2 separate regions of the Homo sapiens genome follow, and region 2 is linked to region 1. Evidence: chromatin loops called from intact Hi-C (ENCODE). Cell type or tissue: mammary epithelial cell. All regions are shown on one strand. Links, peaks and the distances in the headings refer to the core of each region. The heading gives the core; the rest is flanking DNA. Region 1 overlaps LINC03036 (long intergenic non-protein coding RNA 3036). Region 2 has its middle 11 kb from the start of PRLHR.

Region 1 (2,916 bases), core at 308-2,807:
GTTTTAGGAAGGTTGTGGAGAAAAGGGAACACTGCTGCACTGTTGGTGGGAATGTAAATTAATACAGCCATTATGGAAAACAGTATGGAGATTCCTCAGAAAACTAAAAATAGAGCTACCATATGATCGAGTACTCCCACTTCTGGGTATATATCCAAAGGAATTGAAAGCAGTATGCTGAAGATGTACCTGTACTCCTATGTTCATTGCAGCATTATTCACAATAGCCAAGATACAGAAGCAACCTAGGTATCCATCATCAGATTAATCACAGACAAGGAAAACATGCTATATACACACAATAGAATATTATTCAGCCATAATGAAGGAAATCCTGTCATTTTCCATAACATGGGTGAACCTGGAGGATAAGTGAAATAAGCCAGGTACAGAAAGACAAATATACTGCATGCTCTCATTTATATGTGAAATCTAAAACAGTTGAACTCATAGAAGTAGAAAGTTGAATGGTGGTTATCAGAGGCTAGAAGACGGGGTGGATGGGGAAAGGGGAGATACTGATCAAAGGGTACAAAACTTCAGTTAGGAAGAATAAGCTTTAGTGATCTATTGCAGAGTGATGCATACAATACATAATAATGCACTGTATATTTCAAAATTGCTAAAAGCGTAGATTTTAAATGTTTTCACCACAAAAAGACAAGTATGTGAGCCAATGAATTTGTTAATTAGCCTGATGTAATCATTTCATATTATAAACATATTTCAAACCATCACATTGTACCCCATAATATATACATTATTTGTGAATTTAAAAAAAAACAAAAAATTAAGCATTAAAAATGCACTGATATGTGTTATTTTTTAAACAAATAATATGGGAGGAAATAAGATTAGCTATGAATTGATCATTGTTAAACCTTGATGATGGAAACATGGAATTTATTATATTATCCTATCTGATTTTGCATATGTTCAATTTTCCATTATAAAAAAATGGAGAAGCAAGAACAAGAATAAGAGATCATACATGACTAGACATGTAAAGTACTTAAAACAATGACTGGCAGGCAGCCTCTCAAACCACTAGCTCTTGGAAGAAAGAGCACATGGTCTGTTTTGTAAGAACTCCATAAAGCCCTCAGCCTGATGCCTTGCAACTCCTCTGACCCTGAATGTATTGACCCCTGGAAGACCCAGGGCCTGGGCCTCAATGAGGGATGATGGTAGTACCCAGGGGAGGCCTGGCCAAAAAGATGGCAGATGCCTAGCAGAACCTTGGGTAGCCCGTGGCGCCACCTGGTGGGAGAGGACTTGATCCTCAGTTTGTTGAAGTTGCTTTATGGGAACTCCCTAAATTGCTTGGGTGGTTTTATAACAGGGCTAAAGATCCTATGTGTAAGGCTGGGGTAGAACCGGGTTAATTGGGATTATTACTTGGTATAATCAAGTACATATACAAGCCATATACTATATACACAGCCTGTTAAGATCTACAGAAATTCAGGTGGCTTCTTACTTACAAAAAGGTAAACATTTCTTGCACAAACTTGGAATAATATTTTGGCAGATATTCAACTTGGTAGTTTCCTATGGGAAGAGAAAACCCAGTGGCTTCTTCTGTTCAAGGTCATTTGAACCTTGGTGCATTTGGATGCTTGACCTCTGAGTAAAGCCAAGGGGTCCACAGAACAGAGCCTCTTCCTTTTTCTCAGCAAATAGTTATCAAACCAGTAGTGCTCCAGCTTCGCAGGGCATCAGAATCACTTGGTAAAAATACATGTTCTGGGCCAGACCTCCGTGGGCAGGCCTAGGAGAACCAGGGCCCTACACAAACCCTCAGCACTCCAGGATAGGCTGTTTCTGGCTCAGTGAAAGAAAGAAGAAGTGAGACTTTCTTTTCTTCCACTTCCCATTGGTTCTAACTCAGAACATGTAAGGCCACCGTGCCTGTGTCCTGTAAGGCTACCATGCCCGTGACCTATTAGGCCTCCATCCCTCTGTCCTGTGAGGACTCCATGACTGTGTTCTGTAAGGCCTCTGTGCCTCTATCCTGAAAGGCCTCTGTGCCTCTATCCTGTAAGGTCTCCATACCTCTATCCCGAAAGGCCTCCATGCTTCTATGCTGTAAGGCCTCCGTGCCTCTACCCTGTAAGGCCTCTGTGCCTCTATCCTGTAAGGCTAACATGCCTCTGCTCTATAAGGCCATTGTGCCTGTGTGCTATAAGGCCTCCATGCCTGTGTCCTGTAAACCTCCATCCCTCTGTCCTGTAAGGCCTCCATGCCTGTGTCCTGTAAGGCCTCCATCCCTCTGTCCTATAAGGCAAATGCTCTCTGTGTCTTGATGGTGCTGGAACCTCACTGGGTGGGCCTAGGATGACAGGCCCATGCCAAGGCCAACTGATGGTCATTTCCCTGAAGCCAATGCCTTTACACTTTCCCTGCTGTCCTGAGCCGCTGACTCAGAGATTCCCAAATGACTCAGGTGCTCTGTCTTCCTGTGGATCCAAGAAGAGAGAGGCATCTCCTGGCAGACTTGGGGAGGAGATGGCTGATCTGCCAGCACCTATGCACAGACCTTGTACAGGAAATACCAACCCTAGAGAAGACCCGGCTCCTGCCCCTTAGGGACTCAGCCTAACCAGCCCTCTCCAGGCTCACATGGCCCCGTTCTGGATCAGGCCTCCTCCCCGTCTCCCTTGAGCCAACCTAATAATCCCCACTCTCTTCTTCCCAGTCTCTCATCTTCCCTAACTCTTTTTTTTTTTTTTTTTAATCGAGACAGAGTCTCACTCTGTCCCCCAGGCTGTAGAGCAGTGGTGCTGTCTCAGCTCACTGCAACCTCTGCCTCCCAGGTTCCAGCGATTCTCATGCTTCAGCCTCCTGAGTAGCTGGGACTACAGGCATGCACCACCACATCCGGCTAGCTTTTGTATTTTTAGTAGAGACGGAGTT
Region 2 (2,916 bases), core at 199-2,698, 270 kb before region 1:
GGGATTACAGACATGAGCCACCACGCCCGGCCAAGCTTGTTATTTTTAACATGTTCACTACATCAACATTTTTTTAATTGATTACCAAACATGACATTTTGAAAATATACAGTTTCACATCAAGAGTTTCTTATCTAGTAGGTCTCGGGTAGGTACTAGGAACCTGTGTTTTTGAAAAGCTCTGCAAATGATTCCAATGCACAGCCAGGTTTGGGAACCTTTCAATTTATTAAAATCAGATAATGGTACCTGCATTCTGAAGCAAGTCATTTAACTCATTTGTTTTTGCTATGTGAAGTTTCATAATCTCAGACCTCATAGTTGTGTGATTAAGGGAGCCTCTAAATGAGAAAAACAAGAAGGGAAATCTAGTACATTCCTGAACAAGTCATTCCTTTATGGGTACTTTCAAAGACAATACTGGGAACGTAATAGAAATTCCCCTGGCAAAAGCCTATGCCCAGTCCATGGATGGAGGCACTAACCTTGCAGTCATAGCCCTCTTGGGTGCAGCCTGGCTCACTGCAGGGAAGTGCGCTGGACCCTGGGGATACATGGGTGAAGAAAGCAGATATGGCCTGTACCCACACGAAGCTCACATCTCATAGAGGACAGACCAATGTGTCATGACGAATCATGATGAGCGTCATGAAGAGAAAAAGCAAGGAGATAAAGTTAAGAATAAGAGGCCAGAGCACTTTAAATGAGGCAGTCAGAGAGGGCATCTCTGAGGAGGTGACATTTAAGCTGAGACCTGAAGGGAAAGATCTCTTCCTCCAGGAGGAGAGCAAGGTAGAAGGCGCTGCAGTAGGAAATGGGGTGTTATTCTAAACAGCATTCCAGAAGCATCAGGCCAACTTTAGGACTGATTGAGCTACCCACAGTTCCTAAAAGAGGAGGCCATGTGTCACCTCAGGGTTATCTCTTAGGGAACAGCCATGCCCTCCTATGGTCTTCTTCTGTGGGGGACTTTGCCACAGAATCCTGGGCCTAGTGAGATTCAATGTGACTATGCCTCAGAACAATGGAGGTTGACTTTGGCAACTTCTCAGAAAACTCGAGGTTGTGAACTCTGAGCTACAAAGAGTATACAGCAGGCACACACTAGCCCCTGGCCCTCAGGGAAGGTTGACCAAAGGTGCTGTAACAAATGCCAACATCTGTGCAGGGACCCACGTGTTGAGCAGAGCAGGAAACCCACACTTCAAAATTGCCTTAAAATGACCAGGGTTCTGCGTTTGGGAGTTTGGCAACAGAGCAGGTAGCCAACCCTCCCTCTTATCACAATCTGGAAGCATAAAAGCAGGAATAGCATCATAACATAAAAAAGGGGAAAAAAACTCAGCAGTGAGCACAGTTATGCTTTAGCATCAAGCATCTTTATGTTATTTTTCATCCATTTTCATCACCGTTGAGTCTCCATGGTTTATGATTACCTTACGACATTTTTAAAAAGAAATTAACTTCAACTTTCTAGCAGCTATCTGCTAAGATACAGCTGATGACTCATAAAATGTGAATCACAACACTGGCAGGCCTGGCTGGAAGCCATTAGTGTGCAGTGGTTACTCAGGCCCATATTCCCCGAGTTACAATTTGCCACTTTTCAGAACCCAACACATGTTTGTTCCCTCTCATTTGGGAAGAATATGGAACAAGGGCTCTTGAATATGGAACAAGGCCTGAAGAAGATGCTGCCCTGGACTTGTGGTAGTCCTGTGGGCCAGATAACCCAATGGCCAGTATGAACCTCCCATTTTAGAGGCGTAAAAGGGTTTCTTTCCCTCCCTTTCAGTTAGGAGTATGTCACCCAGTTCTGGCAAGTGATACATAACGAGAGCAACTGAGAAGGCCTCTGCCTTCCTGCACTGAAGGAGAGTTGCTGGTGTTTCCCTTTCCCCTTCCTTCTTGCCTCGGATGTGGATGAGTATCCGGAGTTTTAGCAGCCATTTTGAAGACCTGAGGTAACAGCATCAGGATAAAGGTGAAGCAGTTAACGATGAATGGAGGCAAAAGACAGAAAAAGATTTTAAGTCTTCAATGACACCATTGAGCTACTGGGCCGACCTGACACCCACCCACCTCCAGACTTCTTTGTAAATCAGATGATAAAGAACCTTAGGACTTCTGCCTTGTGGTTAGTTTGGTATTCTGTTACTTCCTACAGAAAGCATTCCTGATTGACGTGGGAATTGAGCATCTGTGGCCTAGATCCCATATGCTACCTTTTCTTCCTGGGGCAAACGTGAAATGTTGAACGAGGTAAGACATTCAGATATGATGCTAATTACTCTCTAAGGCCCTTTTCCACCTATCTCTTCTTCATCCTCACTTAAACTGGCCCACTTCCAGTCCTGATTCTCTCTCTCCTGGACCATGCAATAATTCCTTAATGTATTTCCCCACTTCCTGCCTTCCCATTCCACACTTTCCCTTTTGCCAGCATTAGGTCCCAGAGTACCTTCCTAAACAAGTCATTCTTTTATCTCCCACTCACCCTAAACCTTCACTGGCTCCCCACTGCCTCCCAAGAAGAGCTAGACTCCTTAGGTTGAAACTCAGGGTAGGACTTTATAGTGGTTAGGAAGGCAGACTTTGGACCAAATCCCAGCTCCACCACCTCCCATACATCATTCCTTGGCAAATTGCTTGACTTTTCTAAATATCTGTTTTCCTATCTGTAAAATAAAAATAACAATGAGAATGTCTACTTCCTAATGTGCTGAGAAATAAGTGATGCAATGTAAGGTACAGCACTGTGCCTTACACACAGTAAGAATTCAGCCAACCTAACTGGTATTACTAATCTTCCTGAATCTAGTTTCAGCCAGCTTTTCACCACTCTGTCTCGTAAGCACAGCCTGCACTCTTTCAAATAGGCATCACCCTTTCCTTCCTTTGCTAATCACCTTACCC

What was found. Peaks named below come from ENCODE experiments on the same cell type or tissue, not always from the same donor. Only the 100,000 strongest peaks of a DNase experiment are listed, where the experiment ranks them.
Region 2: it touches region 1 in a loop (5-fold over the local background); 1 of 110 quality-filtered maps calls a loop at or near these places.

Annotation. Positions count from the first base shown.
Region 1 is chr10:118,849,404-118,852,319 of GRCh38, forward strand. The region is part of intron 3 of LINC03036 (long intergenic non-protein coding RNA 3036); the gene reads right to left. Among named protein-coding and RNA genes, the nearest start is that of CACUL1, 96 kb to the left of the region's middle. In mammary epithelial cell, for the core only: a CTCF peak has its summit at 1,262 (motif pointing left); a DNase peak (open chromatin) is centred at 1,258.
Region 2 is chr10:118,583,246-118,586,161 of GRCh38, forward strand. No RefSeq gene overlaps it. Among named protein-coding and RNA genes, the nearest start is that of PRLHR, 11 kb to the right of the region's middle. RefSeq lists an enhancer at 1,339-2,538. In mammary epithelial cell, for the core only: no CTCF peak of the experiment used is centred there; a DNase peak (open chromatin) is centred at 1,526.